2 separate regions of the Mus musculus genome follow, and region 2 is linked to region 1. The links are chromatin loops, found by intact Hi-C in ENCODE. Cell type or tissue: left cerebral cortex. All regions are shown on one strand. Links, peaks and the distances in the headings refer to the core of each region. The heading gives the core; the rest is flanking DNA.

What was found. Hi-C counts contacts between places; a loop is a spot of excess contacts. Peaks named below come from ENCODE experiments on the same cell type or tissue, not always from the same donor. Only the 100,000 strongest peaks of a DNase experiment are listed, where the experiment ranks them.
Region 2: it touches region 1 in a loop (4-fold over the local background); 8 of 42 quality-filtered maps call a loop at or near these places.

The regions. Positions count from the first base shown.
Region 1 is chr19:4,706,993-4,717,641 of GRCm38, forward strand. Sptbn2 (spectrin beta, non-erythrocytic 2) reads left to right here and starts at 4,216. Exons shown (of 37, transcript NM_021287.2): 1 at 4,216-4,652. Gm42061 (a long non-coding RNA gene) reads right to left here. Exons shown (of 3, transcript XR_003952887.1): 2 at 7,013-7,318; 3 at 6,657-6,935. In left cerebral cortex, for the core only: a CTCF peak has its summit at 4,876; DNase peaks (open chromatin) are centred at 4,192, 4,841, 5,384, 5,771 and 2 more places; H3K4me3 peaks cover 4,002 bases; H3K27ac peaks cover 4,598 bases.
Region 2 is chr19:4,641,521-4,652,169 of GRCm38, forward strand. Gm960 (predicted gene 960) reads right to left here. Exons shown (of 15, transcript NM_001033447.3): 9 at 10,605-10,649; 10 at 8,153-8,299; 11 at 4,080-4,201; 12 at 593-703. Among named protein-coding and RNA genes, the nearest start is that of Rce1, 21 kb to the left of the region's middle. In left cerebral cortex, for the core only: a CTCF peak has its summit at 2,918 (motif pointing right); DNase peaks (open chromatin) are centred at 2,949, 4,970 and 5,751; H3K4me3 peaks cover 219 bases; H3K27ac peaks cover 2,790 bases.

The DNA of each region.
Region 1 (10,649 bases), core at 2,863-7,862:
CTGTCACCCTGAACTGAGGCATTCCTTTCCCATTTCAGTGATCTGGGTAAGGCATTCTATCAGTGTCTTCATTTTCTTATCTGTGAAATGGGCTTAATGTTTACCTCTCCTTGTTCCTAAAAAAAGTTAAAGCGGAGGGCAGGGGTGGGGGAGGTAGAGTGACTGCTCAGGGTTTAAGAGCACTTGCTGCTCTTACAGAGCATGAAGATTTTGTTCCCAGCCCCAGTCCGGTAGCTCAGAACCATTTGCAACTCCAGTTCTAGGGAACAGAACACCCTCTGGCCTCTGTGGGTACCAGGCACACATGGTGGACATATATACATACAGGCAAAACACCCATGCATAGAAAATAAAAAATATCTTTTTTTCCAATTTTTATTAGATTTTTCTTCATTTACATTTCAAATGCTATCCTGTAAGTCCCCTATACCCTCTCCCCGCTCTGCTCCCCTACCCACTCACTCCCACTTCGTGGCCCTGGCGTTCCCCTGTACTGGGGCATATAAAGTTTGCAAGACCAAGGGGCCTCTCTTTCCACTGATGGCCGACTAGGCCATCTTCTGCTACATATGCAGCTAGAGACACGAGCTCTGGGGGTACTGATTAGTTTATATTGTTGTTCCACCTATAGGGTTGCAGACCCCTTCAGCTCCTTGGGTACTTTCTCTAGCTCCTCCATTGGGGGCCCTGTGTGCCATCCAATAGATGACAATGAGCATCCAGTTCTGTATTAAAAAATATCTTTTAAAAAATTAAATAAGATAGGCTTGTATTCAAGGGGCAGAGGCAAGAGAATCCCAATAAATTGGGGGCAGCTTGGTCTAGATTTCATAGTCATTTAGTTAATTCCAGGTTACCCAGGGCTACAGAGTGAGACTCTGAGAGAAAAGAGGAAGAAAGGAGAGGGAGAAGTGTAGTGAAAACCTCAAGAAAAGTCATGTCCGTGACCGTTGTTACTACTACTCGCCGCTCTCCACCTTGTCAGTGCTTCTCCTTTCCAATCTCAGTCAAATGACGAGAATCCTCTTTTATTCCTCTTTACCCAGGTTTCTGCTCTCTGCTAAACTGTTTTCTAGCATCTGAAGTTTTCATTTGTAACACTGAATGTACTTTGTGGTCATAATGAGCGATTGTTTGATTACCGTCTGTGATCACCGTGGATCACAGATTCTCTTGGTCTGTGATCAAGGTTGCTAAAGCTGAGGAAGCAGAGCCAGTGGGTACAGAGAACTCAAGAAGGCTGCAAGCAAGCACAAGGCCATGGGTTCAGTTCCAACCAAGGGAAGGAGACAGAGTGGGAGAAGGTGGATGGTGCCAACACGCAACACGGACAGGCCATCAACATTGCCTGCTTTTTCCTTTCTTTCCTTCTTTCCTTCTTTCTTTTTTTCTTTCTTTCTTTCTTTCTTTCTTTCTTTCTTTCTTTCTTTCTTTCTTTCTTTCTTTCTCTTTTTTTTTTTTTGTTTTTTTTTTGTTTTTTTGTTTTTTGAGACAGGGTTTCTCTGTGTAGCCCTGGCTGTCCTGGAACTCACTTTGTAGACCAGGCCTGCCTCAAACTCAGAAATCCGCCTGCCTCTGCCTCCCGAGTGCTGGGATCAAAGGCGTGCGCCACCACGTCCCTGCATTGCCTGCCTTTTAAGCTCGCCTTAAATGTGTTTATGAGCTCACCAGGAGTGAGGGCCATGAGGGTGGGGGTGGGGGGATGAGATTTAGAACAGGGGCCAGAAGAATCATGAGAGGGAAGAATAGAGCTGAAGAGTAATACAGAACTGAAAATCCAGCTTTAACTCGAGGCATGACAGTCTAGCCAAGACCTTCCCCTGAGCTGTGGCTAGCCTAAGCAGGAACCTTGAATCCTTTGAGCAGCTCAGCACGCTAGGGGGATATCATTCCATTCACTTTGGCAACTCACAGGAAAAGGAAGCAGAGGTTCTCTTTGTCATTGACTGTACTGATTCACTACAGAGAAAAAGAACAAGTTTCCAAAGCAACCCAGTCGCAGAGCTGAGACAAGTGATCTCAGCATTCTGTTTACTGAGCATGCTTCCTTTCCAAATTGGGAAACAGTACAGTAAAGTCGGAGTCTGGTAAAACAATGGCTGCCGTGGACTGAGTGCTCGCTGTGGGCGGGGTGCTGTTCTGGTGCCGTGGACTGAGTGCTCGCTGTGGGCGGGGTGCTGTTCTGGTGCCGTGGACTGAGTGCTCGCTGTGGGCGGAGTGCTGTTCTGGTGCCGTGGACTGAGTGCTCACTGTGGGCAGGGTGCTGTTCTGGTGCCGTGGACTGAGTGCTCGCTGTGGGCGGGGTGCTGCTCTGGTGCTTTACCTGCAGTCATTCACCTGACCCTCACTTCGCATAGGCGAGGAAGCTCCATCACAAAGGAGCTAAGTACAGGTTTTTTTTAAAGATTTATTTATTATTTATTATATGTAAGTACACTGTAGCTGTCTTCAGACACTCCAGAAGAGGGCGTCAGATCTCATTATGGATGGTTGTGAGCCACCATGTGGTTGCTGGGATTTGAACTCCGGACCTTTGGAAAAGCAGTCGGGTGCTCTTACCTGGTGGTTGCTGGGATTTGAACTCCGGACCTTTGGAAAAGCAGTCGGGTGCTCTTACCTGCTGAGCCATCTCACCAGCCCCCCTAAGTACAGATTTAAGGACATGCTACAAAACCAGGTTTGTTGGTTTGTTTGGAGACAAGTCTCACTTTGTAGTCCAGGCTGATCCTCTAACCTTCAAGCTTCAGCCTACTGGGTGCTTGGCTTAATTGTGTGAACCAGCACTCACAGTTCCCAAGTAGATATTAACCTCAGGGCATCCAACTCCAAGGCCAATGCTGCCCCTGGTACTAGGGATTGAACTCAAGGCCTTGTGCAAGGCCACTGATCGACCACTGGGCTACCCCAGACCCCAAATCTATACTTTTAATTCTTCTGCCCTACTCTTTCTCTGAACAGACTAAGAATCACAAGATAAGGAGTCTCTGCCGTAAGTTAACTTGGTTAATTTGGACTTCCACTTAGGTGTCTGAATATCATTTTGATTATTAATAAGAGTGAAAATTAGAATGCTTTTAAGGTTTTTCAAAAGATTGTGCAATACTGGAATGAAGAATTAATTTAAAAACACTATTCTTTTGGTCAATCACAAGACCTAATATCACCCTTGCCTACTCTAACCACAACCTAACAGGCTGTCTCTGAGACCCTCAGTTCCCAGAATCCTGAGCCACAGAAACGAAAGGTTTGCAGTTTGCCTGATGCTGAGCTGATTCCCATCTCATCATCAGTTTTAATGTCTCCTGGCCATGTTTCCATGACGACTATCATGTACAGCTTGGCCTAGTCCTGAACATCCTGACTACTCCGGCTCTGGGGTCAGGAGAAGCTCATGTTTACACTGCTGGATGGAGTGAGGTAGTTTTTTTGTTTTGTTTGTAATTACAAATTCTTGGCTGGCCTGGAATTCCCATGTAGAGCAGGCTGGCTTTGAACTCAGGATTTGCCTGTCTCTGCCTCTTTCTGAACTCTGGGATTAAAGGCGTAGCACATTCTACATAAGTGACTTTTTAAAAATCATAAACACCCTGAAATACAGTTTACAGAAGGCTAAATTCCCGTTTAATGATAGAATCTCAGATCTGATTAGCAGTTTAACAAAACTCCCCAGTCCCTCCCCAACCCACTTTATACACGAGGAAAACCAGGGCCAGATGGATAAAACAATGCAACTGTTTGGTGGTGGTAGCAAGGTTTTGTTTTACTTTACAGATTTTTTAAAACTACATTGAACACAGTGATCTTACTCTGTGAAAATCATACCTGAAAAGTAGTGTGATTACATGTAGCTGTTTTAGATATGCATACCTTCCCAGAAAGAAGCAAAATGGTAAAATTTAGTTAACGATAAAGCTATTTTAATACCCTAAGCTCAATAATTCACTGAAAGAACATTCTTTTTGTGGTCCTTTCTTGTCCATCTCAGGCATTCCTAGTGTATGAAAGGGCCTAGCTCTTCTCAGGAGTATAGAACCCAAAGGCTTGCTACAAAAATCCATCTTTTTTTTTTTTTTTTTTTTTTTTTCTCCCTTCTGGTACCTCCCTGAGCTTAGTTAGCTCTCCAATCTGGAGGAACAGTACTTTCAGAGCTGGAGTGGGGGTGGGAGTGTCACATGACATAACGCACTTTTAGCACCCACTGCTAGCACCCACTCTGTGCATTTGCTCTGATTTGGGCATATTTCCTTCCTCTCCTAGGCAGATAGCAGCTCACCTTGGTTAATGCCATTAAACCGTAGACCACTCAGCTGCTAATAAACCAGGAAGAAACCCGGCCGTGCTAGGACTAGAAATGTCCATCCCTGCCCCCAACCCCCTTAAGACAGTGACTAGGCCGGAATTCTCCTGGTTGATAAATGAGAGGAGCTGAGGAGCCGCTGTGATGACGGTTCCGAGAATCTGATTTGTGAGAAGGCGAATCTCCAGGAGCACCATGGAGATGCTTTTGGAAAGCGGGCCAGCCTACCTGCCAGAAGGAGGACGAGAGAAAGGGGGCAAGGCAGAGAGAAACGCTTAAGCGAGATGGCCTGGAGGTGCCCCAAAAGGGACCTTTGAAAAGGAAACGGAGGCCGCATCTCGGGGAAACCTCGGAGGTAAGTGACATTTAAAGGGGTTGCGCATCCAGGCAAAGGCGCGACAGAGACAAAGGTGGAATTCCAAACTGGGAAGAATAAGCCTGGTTAACTGTGGGTGGTACCCAGACGCCCAAGGGTGTCGCGGGGCTGGCGAGGACCGGAAGGTGGGGGTCAATCGGGGCATCCACGCGGAAGACAGTGGGGGGTCGGGAACTGGCGAAGGAGCGAACGTCCTGCGTTTGCCCCGGGGAAGGTCAGAGACCCCCTACCGGAGAACTACTGCAGGAACCTAGAGGGGCCGCGGTTGCCATGACGCCGGGTGGGGAGGGGGATGACTCGCGCCCCGCCCCAAGCCCCGCGGGGCCGCGAGCTCCAGATGGTCCCGGGCCTCCCGCGGGAGCCGACGGCCTGCGGCAGGGGGAGGCTATTGTCCTCCTTCCGCGGCGCCGCAGTCCCGCCGCTCGCGCCCGCGCGCAGCCGCCACGCGCCCCGCGGCCGCCGGCCCCGCGCGCCCCCCGCGCCGCTCGCGCCCTGTGACAGCGCCCTCCTGCCGTGCGCCCTGGGCCGCCCCGCCACCGCCGCCAGTAACCTCCCGCAACCACCCCTCGCGACCGGGCTGTGGGCGCGGCGACAAGTGTGCCCCCACTAGCCGCGCTCCCCGTGCCCGGCAGGCGCTCCGCACCCAGGTAGGTGCAGCCGGCGCCCCGGCCCGCTTTGTCCCGGCCGGCAAGGAGGCGCGCTTTGTGCGGCCGCGTGCAGGCGGCGGGGTCGGTCCTGGGGAGCTCAGGAGGGAGGATGCGACGCCGAGTTCCCGGGTCCTGTGCGGGACACCCAGGTATCGCTGTGAAGATTCTGGGGGCCGAGGCTTGGGGCACGCGGACCTCTATGGAGCGCAGAGAAGAGTCTGGAAGAGTTGGGCTGACAGACGCGCTGATGGATCGGGGTCGCCTGGGCTCGGAGCGCTTCTGGCAGCGCATGTTTTTAGCGGTGCGTCGGTTCCTGCGGCGGACCGGCCAGTGCTGGTAGTGGGACTGGGGACGCACTAGGTCTGCCTGGGGCCTGTGAATACCCAGCTTCATCTAGCTCCGCAGCTTGTTGGCTATGGTGCTGCGTGGGCTTTTCCTCCCCACTGTGGTAGCTATAGCTCCATGCTTCCTTTTAGGGCTCTCATTGATAAGAGAAGTGGACACGGTTGGTGGAAATGGCTGTAGCTGCTTGAGAGGATAAAACCTCTTCGGGCAGTGAGGAAGTGTTGTGTAAGGTGTTTCTGGAGCCCCTGTACATTTACAGGCCTGTGGATTCTGCCTGTCACACAACTACCCAGCAAGGCTGCCTGACTGGGGTTCCAATTCTAGCTCCACATTCCATAAACACCATCTACTTTGGCTCCAGCCTCCTGCACCCCAGGAGCCCATGCATGACACTGCATGCTTGTCTGAGATGCAGGTTTGATTTCTCCGTGGGCTGTTTCTCAGCTGTCTTCCCCCATTACAATTCCAATTTTAAGAGCCTGTGTTTGTAGGTATTGTCAGTAGATATCCGCTACCCAGTTTCTCTTTAAGGTGAGGAGAGAAGAGTGAGTTTCATATGTGTACGTGTACATCTCAGCTTGAGCACCGGGCAGCCCTCTCGGCATGTTGAGAGGAGCACAGGATGGAGGGAGGGGGTGAAGGAAAAGCTAAGATGGAGCTTAGACTTTTCCGGTAAGGAAACTGATGTCAGCTCAAGCTTAGGACGGGGGTGGCAACCGAGGGGAAGTGAGTCTGAATAATTATGCCCCGGTAAAGGATTTTTCATTTATTTATTTATTTTTAGACCAGGTAATTTTCCTGCCAGTGGTTTGGGTGCGGAGGTAACGTGTGCAACACCATGCTCAGCCTAAACAGCACATTCTAAAGGAGAAAATGAAAGTCTCAGTGTCTTCAGCCCAGCTCCCACATTTCTCACTGACTGGGGAAAGGTTGGGTTGTTGGTTTTGTTTTTATTTTTTTTTCTCCTGTTCGTTGCTGTGATGCATCTTTCTCTTGCTTTTTAAAGTACCCTGGGTTTCACTGTGATTCTCTTTTCTTTTTTTTCTCCATGCCAATCCATCCATTTATACTTTGAGTCAAATGAGATTTTTAACTTTGCCACCGTCCCCATCTGCCCTAATGTATTATTCACCCTCTGGTCATTTATTCAGCTTTGGCTTCCAGAGGCTGTCAAGCCCTGCAGACCTTCCTCTAGTTGTTAGTTCCGTTTGATGAGCTCTAGAGCCTGCTTCATCTTCCCTCTGTCCTGGCCTGGGGCTCTCGCTCTGTCCTGAGTGAGAAGAGGTATTTCATTTAGCTTGGGATATGGCCTGCACACACAGGGAAGCCACCCACAGACACACTCACCCCAGACACTGTGCCTTCGAAGCTCTCAGAGGTCCCTAAGTGGTCCCAGCTGCTTGCTTGTCATCTTTGGCCATTAGTGGTCCTCCCTGAGCTGCCTGGGAATGAAAATCCCAAGCCCATTCCAGATGTGCTGCCCATTCCAGATGTGCTAAGCCTGATCTGTCTCAGTGGCCCAGCACTCAGGTCAGGTGGTTTGTATTTGCGACTCCTTGGTCCATGCTAGTGCTTAGCCCTGAAAGTCCTCCAGCTGAGAAGCAGGTCTTTCCTCCTCCTGTCTTCATTCTCTCCACGAGCCTTCTCTTCATCCTTAAGAAAGACATTGATTCAGTGACCAAAATAAGAATCATGGGAAATTCCTGTGATACCTCTTTATTGAATACCTGTTCTGCTGAGTGACCAATACTCCAGTTCTCAAGAAGTTAAAAGTGGAACAAGCAGAGACACATAAACAACTAATGGTCATAACTATGTTGAGCACAGTAACAGCTGCGTGCAGAGTGCTAAATGAAGCCCAGAGGAGGGAGGTAAAGAGTGGGGGAACTAGATGGCAAGGCAGGGCAGGAAATAGGCTTTCTGACTTTTCAAACTAGTGTCAATGGAGGAAGGTGAGAGAGGGTCAGCTGCCTGCAGGACCAACGCAGTCTGTACCCAGCCGGACTTGGGTGGGCATAGGTCCGGCAAGACCTCTAGCCTGAAGCTAGTGGGAGCTAACACTGCTCTGACACTGACCACATAAGCTTCGTGGGCCGGGCTGAGGTCAGCGGTTAAGAATGAGGGAATGCAGAACTATAATCTGGATTAACGGTGGTGCCTCCCTTTTGCCAGAGTTCACAAATCCTTGGAGGAGAATAAAATTGAGGATTCGCCATTGAAGGGGGAAGGCAGTATGGGGCTTGGGGTTTGCTCGACGTGTGAGCATGGAGATCCAGGTCATACATAAGGGACAATCGAGGTAGGAAGATTCAAGCAGAAAGCCATGGTGACGGTGATTGTTAGAACACAGGCAATAGATTGTGGAGGAGGATGACTGGGGCAAAGCTGGGCTGCCTAGAAACTGTCAAGACACAGACAGGGCCTCAGAGCCGCCGTGCTGAGCAGTTCCACCTCGTATTGTCCTGTGATCTATTGGAATAAACCCTATGGAGGCACCGCATGGCCCTGGGGGGTGTCTGTGACTTTGAGATCATCCGCGCCCTGTTAACTCTTCATCTGTATCATGCTGCTTGGAGATTCAGGTGCCAAAGCATGTGCAGCCCTAGCCGTGACCTGCGAAGAAGAGCATTCTAATGCTCTGCTTTTCATTTAGTGAGACTCTAGCTCCAGATGTTCTCCCCAGAATTACAGAAGGCAAGGCAGGCCAGGAAATAGGGTTTCTTTCTTTTTTTTCTCTTTCTTTTTCTGGTTTTTTGAGACAGGGTTTCTCTGTGTAGCCCTGGCTGTTCTGGAACTCACTCTGTAGACCAGGCTGGCCTCGAACTCAGAAATCCACCTGCCTCTGCCTCCCAAGTGTTGGGATCAAAGGCGTGCGCCACCACGCCCGGCTGGAAATAGGGTTTCTAATTCTTCAAACCAGTGTCAGTGGAGGAAGGTGAGAGAGGGTCAGCTGCCTTCAGGACCAGCCCATAGCCAAGCAGTCTGTGCCGGACTTGGGTGGGCATAGGCTCCAGCAAGACCTTCCCAGCCACACATCCCTGGAAGGTCAGGATCCCAGGCCTGGACACTAGTGGGTTCTGAGAGGAGCAAAGGGGCATGGTAGGGTCTGCAGAGAAGTTGGCAGCACTTCCCTACCTAAAGGAATCCATTGGCAACAAACAAGCACCAACAAAAAATCAGCCCTGGGGGCTGGTTTAGTAGGCTTGTAGGAGGTTTTAGCCTATAAAAGGCAAATAGTAAAACTAATGAGGAGGGCATTGGTGGCGCACACCTTTGATCCCAGCACTTGGGAGGCAGAGGCAGGCGGATTTCTGAGTTCGAGGCCAGCCTGGTCTGCAGAGTGAGTTCCAGGACAGCCAGGGCTACACAGAAAAACCCTGTCTCGAAAAAACCAAAACCAACCAACCAACCAAAAACCTAATGAGGAAAACTGGGCGTCTTAGTGCGAGTGATTCTGCCTGAAGGCCTGTGTTCTAACTCCCTTCCCTTAGCTGAGCTGAGTCGCCTCTGGTTGGGAGACTTTAACTCCACACACAGTGGGCTGAGGGCAGTGCTTCCGAGTCAGACTCGAGTTTCTTGTTCAAAACCAAAACCGTTGGGTGGCTGGCCCGGGTCACGCCAGGCTTACAGTGCTCTTCGCTCAGGGTGGTTCAACTCTGCCCTACAATTTAGTTTTATATAAATATTTACAGAGCAAATCCAGTGAGTCCATTGGTAGAAAATGATGGGAACGGAAGTTTCCTAGTGGAAACTAAGCTCTTTGTCTATAGGGTAAGGGTAACAAAAGACCCAAATCTAGGGACCAGAGACCTTTGTTCTTTATAATTTGGCCTCCTTAGCTTTATCTGTCATCTGAGAGGAAAGCCTCCATAAGGAATTGCCTAGAGCAGACTGGCCTGTGGACATGTCTGTGGGGGATTGTCCAGATTATTCATTGATGTGAGAGGCCTCCATCCACTGGGGGTGGCACCTTTCCCTGAGTGGTCTTGTGCTATAGCAAGAAAGAAAGGAAGGAAGGAAGGAAGGAAGGAAGGAAGGAAGGAAGGAAGGAAGGAAGACAGACAGACAGACAGACAGACAGACAGACAGACAGAGATAAGCAGGAACTGCTGCTCTGACTTCCCTTAGTGATGTCTTGAAATTTATAAGCCAAATAAATCCTCCCCAAAGTTGATTTTGGTCAGAGGGTTTTATCAGAGCAACGGGAAGGAAACTAGAACACACCACCCTCATGCCACTCCCAGGGAAAGCTGGTGTGAATCATGTGGGCAGCCCTGCAGCCCTGCCCTTAAAGAAGACCAGGCTCAGGTCTTTGGGACCAGCTAATCATAGCAGGCAAGTCCTGTGTGCCCGCGTGAACACGCCAAGTCCTGTGTGCCCGCGTGAACACGCCAAGTCCTGTGTGCCCGTGTGAACACGCCAAGTCCTGTGTGCCCGTGTGAACACACCAAATCCTGTGTGCCCGTGTGAACACGCCAAGTCCTGTGTGCCCGCGTGAACACGCCATCCTCCCCACCGAAGATCTCAACCTTCCCAGCCAGCCTTCCCCAGACCACATGAGCAGTCTTTCTTTCTTCCCAGATCGAGTATTGCCAAGGTCATACTCCTAGCCTAGGAAGTAGTTCATGAGTTTAAATGCTTGAAGGGATATTAGGAGAGTGAGAAATGTAGGATTTAGAGTTCTGTTAAAGTTTACACCTCTCTACCCCCATCCCCTTGATTGGCTACTAAATGTTGTATTGCCCCAGAACTTTGAACCTAACAGACTTTCAGAAAAAAATCTCCAGCAGCTAATCTGAAGGTCATGTGAGGACAGAGCGTGTTTGCTTAAGTTAAGGTCATAAATGGTACTGGCAAGCATTCATGATGCAGACACCATATCCTGGCCATAGAAGAAGGCAGAGATGAGCACCGGTCCCTCAGGGCACTGCTGAAAGGCTCTGGGAAGGTCAGGGAGATGTTCTCTGTATCAGTCAGAGGCTAT
Region 2 (10,649 bases), core at 2,878-7,877, 65 kb before region 1:
AGCATTCTTCAAGGAACTGGGAACCAAGGATCTAATTCTAGTTCTCTCAGATAGTTGTGTGCGTAACCTAAAGAAAGTGTAACTCTTAAGTAACTTTTCTCATTTATAAAAATGATATATATACAGTTATTCTTCAACAAATTATTTTTTTCTGAGACAGGGTTTCTCTGTGTAGCTTTGACTATCCTGGGACTCAATCTGTAAACCAGGCTGGCCTCAAACTCAGAAATGTGCCTGCCTTTGCCTCCCGAGTGCTGGGTCTAAGAGCATGCGCCACTGCACCCAGATTAGACATTTTTGTGTATGGGTGTTTGGCTTGCATGCATTTCTGGGTACCACATGTATGCTTGGTGCCTACGGAGGCCAGAAGAAGGTGTCCGATGCCCTGGACCTGGAGTTACAGATGGTAATTAGCTGCCATGTGGGAGCTGGGCATTGAACATCTGGGAGAGCAGCTCTTAACTGCTGAGCCACCTCTCTAGCCCCAACAAATACTTCTGAAGGCACCTGGTACTCAGTAGGATCACACTGGAAGTGTTCAGCACTGTATGTTATGTTGTAAAGCCTGCTGCAGAGTGCCCCATCTTCTAACCTCAAGAGCCTGGAGGCATGTCTTCCTGAAGCTGCTGCGGGTGCTTCCAGTCAACACACTCATGATGGAGTTCACAGCCACAGAGAGGGAGGCCTGCAGTCTCTGTTGAGTCTGGAGTAAGGGGAAACCGTGTTAGCCACAGAGTGCAGGCTCCGAGAATGCCAAAGGGGTGAAGATTCTACTCAAGGCAGTGACTAGACAGTGTCACCACTGATACTTAATAAGATGATGGCATGACCTTGATTTCTATTGTTTTACAACTCAAAACGTTCTGTTCTTTCATAGAGATAGCATAACAACATAGACATACTAAGAAAAGACAGCACTGGGTAGGGACTGGGAAATGTAGCTCAGTTGATAGAGTGCTTGCCTAGCGTTCATGAGGCCCTGAGCTCAAGCCCCAGCACAGAATAAACCAGGGATGGCGCATATACCTGTAATCCCAGAACTGTGGAAGTAGAGGCAGGAGGATCACAAAGAAGGTCAAGATCATTGTCCACGAAGAGTTTGAAGCTAGCTGAGACTATGCTAGTCTGTTTCCCAAACAAGACAGTAAGACATAGTTGGCACTGGATATGGCTCACAGTTATGAGCAAGTGCCGCTCTTACAGAGGGTCAGTTCCAAGCATCCATGTCAGACAACCCACAGCCACCTAGCTCCAGTGGCCTCTATGAGTACCCGCGCACACAAGCACCTAATTAAAAATACTTTAATGGCACAAGCCAGCTAGGAAAGATGATGGCAAGCGAGTTTCCTGGAGATGGCCCACCAGTCGGCATGGCTGCAAGGGGTGCACTCTAGTGAGGCGTAGCCCCAGAGACTTGGTCCCAGGATTGCTTCTTGGGGCTGATGTGCTTTCTCAGCTTGTCTTTGCCATAGTCCTCATTTATGTGGCTTGGTGTGAGTGGACACCAGGAGACCCTCACTGCCTGTAGCCTGGTGTGATTACTTCCTGGGTGATGGCCCACTCTGTTGGGCAAGCTTCCTGCAGATTAACATGAAGATGACCTTTCATATAATAATGCTATTTAGATGTACTGATGACCTTATAGAATTTCTAATTCGATTCAAATAATTTTAAGAAGAAACTTTAAGGGGATTTTAGTTATTTTGATAGAAAGGTATAATAAAGTTAGAATCAAGAATAGAAGTGCCCTCCTCAGACAATAGTGAGTAAAGACTGCATAATAAGGAGGGCAATGAACTTTCATAAATTACACTAAGAAGGGAAACAGGGTTGGGACAGATGTGTGATCAAGGAAAAACATTCATTCTAGATGAGATCCAAAAATGAAGCCACAGGTGTGCACTATGATAAAACAAGGCCACATGAAACTGTTCCTTTGAACTTATCATGAGCTTATAGAATGAGACACTGCTTTGAACTTAATATTGACAACCTTCTTTAACTCCCTTTTGTGTAACATTTATCTGTGAGGTAATTTCATAAAGAACTTTTGCCTAAGAAGGTATAAAAAGGCTGAGAGAAAAAACAAAGTGTGACTGTTGGGGCCCTGCTCCACCCACCAAATGTATATATGTGTATATATGTGTGTCTCTATATATGTATATATGCCTGTCTGTATGTACAACATATATATGTACATATGTTTGTGTCTACATACATGTGTATGTATATAAATATGCATGTGCACTTGTGAAACTGATGAAACAAGTGGTCAGGCCCAGCCACTGTGCGTGTGCGTGTGCGTGCATGATTTTCTCTCTATCCTTTTCTTTCTCGCTGGCCTCTTAAGAGTTACAAGAGTTCAGCCGGGCGTGGTGGCACACGCCTTTATTCCCAACACTCGGGAGGCAGAGACAGGCAGATCTCTGAGTTCAAGGCTAACCTGGCCTACAGAGTGAGTTCCAGGACAGCCAAGGCTACACAGAGAAACCCTGTCTCAAAAAAAAAAAACAAACAAAACAAAACAAACAAAACAAAGTTCCAAGAGTTCAGAGTTTCTTGCCTGGCAGTCTTGTCGGCCCCAGACACTAAGTTCTGTCCATCAGCAGTGCTGACCCTGACACCCCTCCCCCAACTGCTGTTAGCACTACCCAATCATCTCAATGCTTCCTTCAGTTACCTGGAGGTCGGGGCTGGCCTTTAGCACAGTAAATTGACGTTTGTTGCTTGCCTGTTTCTATGTAGTGAGACAGGCTCTCACTGTGGAGCCCAGGCTGGTCTCGACTTCAGAGGTTCACTCGCTTGCATCTCCTGAGGGCCGGGATTAAAGGTGTGTGGCACTACACAGGGCTTTGATTCGTTTTCATTTTATGGATCTGGGTCATCTTACAGGAATTATTTGTGTACCACATTTGTGGCCAGCAGAAGCCAGCAGAGGGCGTTAGATGCCCTAGAACTAGACTTACAGACAGTTGTGAGCTGCCTGCCTTGTGGGTGGTAGGAATCAAAACGGCTCTTCTGGAAGAGCAGCCAATGCTCTTAACTGTGGAACCATTTTCTCAGCTCTAAAAATAAATCTTAAAAAACAAAATAAAAAGCCGGGCGTGGTAGCGCACGCCTTTAATCCCAGCACTTGGGAGGCAGAGGCAGGTAGATTTCTGAGAGTTTGAGGCCAGCCTGGTGTACAAATTGAGTTCCAGGACAGCCAGGGCTACACAGAGAAACCCTGTCTTGAAAAACCAAAATAAGTAAATAAATAAATAAATAATAAAAAAATAAAGCAAATGTTTACTTTTTTGTGTTAAACCTATTGTTTGAGTCTATGATATGTGCAGGTTTGCACATGTCACAGTGTACGTATGTTTGGAGGTCAAAGAATAACAAGTTGGTCCCCTCACTACACCTTTAGGAGGGTCCCTGGGATCAAATTCAGTTGGTCAGGCTAGTGTGGCAAGCGCTTTGCCAGCTGAGTCATCCCTGTGGCCCCTTACTCTGTGGCAGGGTCTCACACTATAGCCCTCTACAAGGGAGTTAAGAAATGTATTACCAAAAGTGCACAGATTGGAAGAACTCAGTCTGGGCACAGCAAGTGTGACATTATTAAAGAATTGGGAAAATGAGGGCAAAGGGTAATGTTTACTGAAACATCAGCTCCAGAATGCATGGGATCAAGATGCACAGAGAAGGAAAACATAGAGGAGATGGTGGCAAATGCCTTTAATCTCAGCACTTGGGAGGCAAAGGCAGGCGGATCTTTGAGTTCCAGGCTAGCCTGGTCTAGAGTGAGTTCTGGGACAGCCAGGGCTACACAGAGAACCCCTGTCTTGAAAAACCAACCAACAAACAAAACCAATGAAGCAAAGCATCAGAAAGAGGCACAGTTGCCATGTTTTTAGTGTTATTGCCGTTGCTATTCAAGCACAAACTGTCTGCTTGTAGCCTAAATGAAAGCTTAGCTCCCTGCCCAGGTGCAGTGCTTGCTAGGACCTCAGCAGAGGCAGAACAGGAAGAGGTACCAAGGGAAAGGAGGGTCCAAGGCCCCTGGACTATCCACACCCAGGCTGTCAATCTCTTGTTACCTTGGCATCATGGTGGTACAGCTGCCAGACCTGATCCACAGCTGACTGGATGGACTGCTGTACCGTGCTGCGGCTCTCCGAGAGGATGGCGCTGAGATGGGCTGTGAGCAGAGTGTGGAGTCCTGAGAGGATAAGAATGTTAGACCCCTGAGTGAGGATGACTACTGCTCACACGAAGTGACAGGACTGGAGCTGCGGTAATGCCTCCTGGAGGCAGCCACTTCTATTACCTCTCCACAAATAATTACTTTTTAGAGACAGCCCCTCTCAATTCCCATTTGCAAAAGCAAGCTGAGGAAAATTTAAGTGAGTTACATTGCTTTTGAAGAAACAAATGCTAATTCACGCAATGAACAATAATAGTGGTGTCTGCCAAAGTGGCATCCTCTTCCAAAGGAGAAGGAAGCCTCTTAGGGGAGTCTAGCCCTCCTCTATTCCTCTTAGGAGAGTCTAACCCTCTTCTATTCCTCTTAGGAGAGTCTAACCCTCTTCTATTCCTCTTAGGGGAGTCTAACCCTCTTCTATTCCTCTTAGGAGAGTCTAACCCTCTTCTATTCCTCTTAGGAGAGTCTAACCCTCTTCTATTCCCTCTAGGACATCACTGATAAGGGAGCCCCTGTTGTCCGCAGTGTGTCATTTTTTACGTGCTGTAGTAAAGAAAAGGCTAAAACGTACAAACATTATTTAAAGTGGAGCTAAGGTCGGGGATGCCACTCAGCTGAGCACTTGCCTAGCATGTGTAAGCAGCCTTGGGTTTGATCGCCAGCATCACATAAACTGGGCATAGCACATGTCTGTGATCCAGTACTTAGGGGATGGAGGCAGGAGGATAAGTGGTCTAAGGCATCCTCGGCTAAGCAGTGCATTTGAGGCTGCCTGGAGGCATGTGAGTTCCTGCCTCAAAACAAACTAAAAATAAGCAAACTGGGGATGATCTCAGACGAGGCGACCATAGCCACCCCTGCTTAGCATTACTCAGAGGCCGACGCGGGGCTGGAGAAGTGGCTCAGTAGTTAGGGGCTCTTGATCTTGCAGAGGACCAGGTTTGATTCTCAGCACACACATGGAGACTCATAGCATCTATAACTCCAGTTCCAGTGACTCTGACTTGGGAATGCTAAGCACTCATGTGGTACATATACAGACACACAGGCAAAACATTCATTCACATACTCACATACACACACACACACACACACACACACACACACACACACACACACACACACATATTTTAAAATAAAAGTTAGAAGGATCAATTACTATCACAGGGCACCACAAAGCTCTCCGGGGAGAGAAGGTTATCTTCGATTTTATAAAGGAATGTGCAACTAGCAGTAAGAGAGCGCAGGTTAAAGGTTTGTCACCAGTCAGTGACAATGAGGTAACTTCATTCACTGCACTTCATGCAGAAAACAGCATTTCTTATCTGCTCTCTCAGATATGTTGTCTAGATAAACTGAGATCATGCAAAAGGAAGTATTTTGATACACACATGCAGTGTTCAAAGTGGGGGAAAGTACTGCTGTTGTCATAGTGACGGAACACGTAGATTCTATTTTATATATGCTGGCCTCAAGAGGAACCCAAGAAATGAGAAGTTTTTGAAAGCATACATTTAATTAAAAAAAAAATTATTCCTAAAACTGTTCCCACCACCAGATGCTTCTGACGCTGTAGCAGAATAAGGAGTTAATCATGGAAGCTCCGTGACAAGGTGGGCGGGGGCCAGCGACTGATTTTAAAGACACAGGAACTCAGACTAAGGCTGCACAATCTGCTTCTAAAGCAAGGAGCTCTGGAGAAGGTGTCCAGGGCAGTAAGGAAGGCGGGGGAAAGACAAAGCAGACTCGCTGCCCTCGCGGTGCAGCCTGCAGAGGCTGCCCTAGCCCTGGAGGGCTTCCAGTAGGCTGCTTTACTTACTATGCAGCAGGAGAGGAATTTTAATTACTATTTTTAAAGATAAAAAAGTTATTTATGTTTATCTGCATGTATGCATGTATGTATACATACACACCTCGAGGTGCTGCAGAGGCCCGAAGATGGCATCAGATCCTGGAACTTGAGACAGCAGCTGCTGTGAGCCATTTTACTTAGGTGCTGGGCCTGACTCTCTGCTCCTCTGCAGGACTCACCTTGCTCTTAACCACAGAGCTATCTCTTCAGCCTGGCAGTGATTTTTGTTTTGAAACAAGGTTTTTTTTAATATTTATTTATTTATTATATCTAAGTACACTGTAGCTATCTTCAGACACACCAGAAGAGGGCATCAGATCTCATTACAGATGGTTGTGAGCCACCATATGGTTGCTGGGATTTGAACTCAGGACCTCTGGAAGAGAAATCAGTGCTCTTAACCACTGAGCCACCTCTCCAGCCCCGAAACAAGGTTTCACTATGTAACTCAGGCTAGCTTAGAACTAGCCAAGATGGCTTCAAACTCAAAGTGATCTACCTGCCTTTGTCTCCCAAATGTTGGGATTAAAAGCATGGGCCATGCTGGGTGATATACTTTAATAGAAAGCACTTTGGAGGCAGAGGCAGGAAGATCTGGAGTTCCAGGCCAGCCTGGTCTACAAAGTGAGTTCCAGGACAGCCAGGGCTATACAGAGAAACCCTGTCTCATAAAACAAACAACCCCCCAAACCAAACAACAACAATAAAAACAGTGTATAAGCCACCATACCTGGATTTTTATTTATTTATTATTGTTTTTTAGCAGTGATTGTTTAAATCTAAAAGTGAGTCTACTGAAGAGCTGCAGGCCTTCCGAGATATGCTAAATGGAAGTGTCTAAATGATCTTAGTATAACAAAAATGACAGGTAACGCTGCTTTAAAGACATCTGAGTTCTTTGAGTATGTTCAATAGACTCAGTGTCAAACTCAAATTATCATAGGGTTATCCTCTGGCAAGCATTTTACAATTCTAGAAAGTAACAGATCTTCAGTCTCAAGACAGCATTTGGCCTCCGAAGGGCCTTTGATATCACCTAATTTAACAGCTCATGTTAAAGACTGAAAAGGGAGGCTTGGCTGCTGTATGTGACTTGATTTTCAAACACCACTGAGGAAGCTAGAATCAGAGCTAAAAGGAAACCCAGCAGTTTTAATTATTCCCTGAGTCCTCTCTCCTGCTCTGCGCAGTAGTTTGTCTTTGTGTGCACATGCCCCAGAATCCTCACCAAATCCTCCTCGCTTGAGCCTCATAACCTGGCTCCCTTTTCTTTCCACTCTTTTGGCCTCAGTCAATGGAAGGAGGCACCAAAGAACAGCAGCTTCTCGGGGTTAAAGGCCTGAGCGCAGGAAAGCTGTGCTGCTCTCCCAGGGCGTGTAAGCACCAGGGAAGGAGCAAGAGCAGGAAGGCAGGTGGCAGGAAGGGTCAGTCTCATTCTGACAACCACGAGTAACCAGCACTAGTCATTGGCAGAGCTTCTGAGCTGGGTTATAAGTAGTCTTGTTTCACCCATGATGCAGTAGGAACCAATAGCACAGCAGGAAGAACACAAGGGCAGGGTTCTCCACGGCCCACAGAGAGTGGAACACTCCAAAGGAGGCTTACAAATGTCCTGAAGCATGTCTAGGCCCCAGTTCTTGTGACTTTCTTCCATTTAGGAATGTATTGATCAGCTCTTAAGATCCACTTCCTGGGATTCATTGGAGTAAAGTGAGTGACCAAAAGTCACTCAAAGACGTCCAAGTCTCACCACCTCTGTTCACCTGAAAAGCGTGTGAAAACGCACACCTCAAGCACTCTAGATTTTATAACAGTGCAAACGTAATGAATCATTCTTCACACAGGGAGCTGTGGGTCTTCAAATAACCCAGGCGATTCAGATACGCGTGTTCCGTGGCCCACAAACTGGAACCATCCCATTACCTGTGAGGAGGAAAACCTTTCTGATGACTCCCTGACTGCACCAGCACCGAGACAGGCCTCTTTCCTTGATCCATCTAGAAAGGCAATGCTGGTTCTTTACAGATTACATGGATTGGAACAGATGTCCACACCCTCTCTTTCTGCACCTAGTGCTTGCCACACCCAATCTGGCTGCTGCATTTTTCTACACATACCCCAGATTTTCGCTTGTTGTACTGGGACGTCACTTTGGAAATCCACAAATAGGAAAAGTAGCAGAGCTGGTCCCTGTGCGTTCATATTCTGAGACTGATTCCCCTCAGGCGACTCTGCTTTATAATTCACATCTGGAAGCACAGACTCTAGAGGAAAAGACAAAGACTAAGGTAAGTCCCGTACACACCAAGTGACCCAAGAACCGACATCTTGACCAAGAAGGAACCACCAGGTCTAAATAGAACACTCAGCCCCACTTCTGAATTTGTTTCTCCACCCACACGATGGCAACAAATAGAGTTCCATGCAGAATATCAACATAGCCAGGCACGTGCAATGCACAGGAAATAGCATCCGTGTGCATTTACTGTGGAAGTATTACACAACAAATTCATTTATTTCTTGTGTAATGTTTTCGTTTCCTTGAGAAAGGATCTCACTAGGTAGCCCTGGGTGGCCTGAAGCTTGTTGTGTAGACCAGACTGGCTTTGAACTCACAGAATTTACCTATCTCTGCCTCCTGAGTCCTGGATCAAAGGCATGCACCACCACACCTGGCCTCTTGCACACCTTTCTAAGGCGAGTCTGGCTAGTAAGAGGCCCAGGTCAGATTTAAACTTAAGTACTGATATTCCAGGTAAGTTGTGCTACATGCCAGGTGCCATGTTAAATTCCTTGTATGTCCTATCTGAAGATTTAGACTTCATAACTTTCTTGAGTAAGACCTATTCTTACCTTTTACAAATAAGAAAAGGGGCAGTCAGCTTAAATACCATGTCCAACCTGAGCCTGTGACTTGGTAGAACTGAGTGGTAGACCCTGCCAGATCAACTCCAAATCTGTACTTTTAAGTTCTAGCTGCACCTTTTAAAGTCCCACAGGGCAGCCCCGTACCGAGGTGCATGGGGAGCAGTGTCTCCCTGTGGACCCTAGTTCTGTCCTTTAAGAAACAAAGGGGAGCAAGGGAGATTACAGCGAGTTGAGGACAGCCTAGGCTACACAATTTAACACACTGTCTCAAAAAGCAAAAGAAGAAATGATTGAGAGAAATGAGGGGGTGTTTCCTGTATTATTCATTTAAAACACTAATGGACCAAAGTTGAGACTCAGTGAACTGTAGAAACAATGGAAATCAATACAGCCAGAGAATAAAAAGTGGCCCCTGACAGTGGTGCCAGACTACACATGCCTTTAATTTAATCCCAGCACTCACTTGGGAGGCAGAGGCAGGAGGATCTCTACAGGTTCGAGGCCAATATGGTCTACAGAGTGAGTTCCAGGAAATCCAGCGGGAACCCCCATCTCAAAAAATGCCCAAACAAACAAACAAACACAAAAAGAAACAAGGAAAAAAAGAAAAAGAAAGGGGAAGGGGAGATGTAGTTCGGTAGCTCAGATGGTAGGGTGTTGCCTAACATATATGAAACTCTGGGTTCAATCCCACCCAGCACTGCATAAACCAGGCATAGTGAGACATGTCTGTAACCCAGCACTTAAAAGGTAGTAGAAGAAGAAGGATTAGAAGTTCAAGGCCACTCTTGGCTTCATATCAAGTTGGGGCCAACCTAGTCTATAATAAGATTCAATTTCAATTTTAAAAAAATTCTATTTAGAACCCATGACAACTCACATTAGGACTGAAAATAATTTCCTCTCAAAACTACTTACTACTGGACTTCCCCAGGCTGCTTCCTCTCTCCTGTCCTCTGGGTAGTGTTTCAGAGAAGCTCCTCTAGAGGCTGGCTTCTTAGATTATCCTAGAGATGCTGCCTTATCCAAGGTGCAGCAACTTTCTCATACTAGTGGGAATCTTAGAATACCACTTTCTCGACTGGCCATTTTCCATAGGGCCCAAAGAGTCAAACTGCGAACTGTAAGCCTCCAAGACCTTCGCCATGGCTGCAGCCCACTCCTCAGTTGTATTCACTGGTCCAGTCATTAACCATCCAATTTCTAGTAAGTATGCAGTTTTAGTACAACTTACCCCAAATTAACATGGCCAGACCCTACATGATACCACGGCCAGCTTTCTAGGTTTAAGATATTAAGCTGGCATTTGTGTTACATTTAATTTCTTCTGAGTAGTTCTCTGTGTATTAGCACCCATTTCAATAGGAATCATTTCTCTTCCATGTACAGAAGAGTGGTTGCTCACAAACAAGTGAAAGTATGGCAGAAACCTTCGGAGAAAGTCCCCAGGAAAAGTGCGAGAAATAGAGGCACCAGCGGAAGTGAGAGAACAAGGGTCAGACTGCACTGGACAAGCAGGCTCTGCCTAAGTTTTACTGTGGACACTGCCTGACTCTACATGGACTCCCCAATGTGGTCAGATCCTATCCTATTGTCAGGCCAGCATATTGCAGGGCCCTCTTTTCACATATGTCTGCTATTTACATTCATTTCTCTAACTCCTTAGGTTTCTAAGTTTTGGTACAAAATACAGATACATACGTGTATCCAAATTGAGATCCAAATTGGGCACCATAAACAAATTGT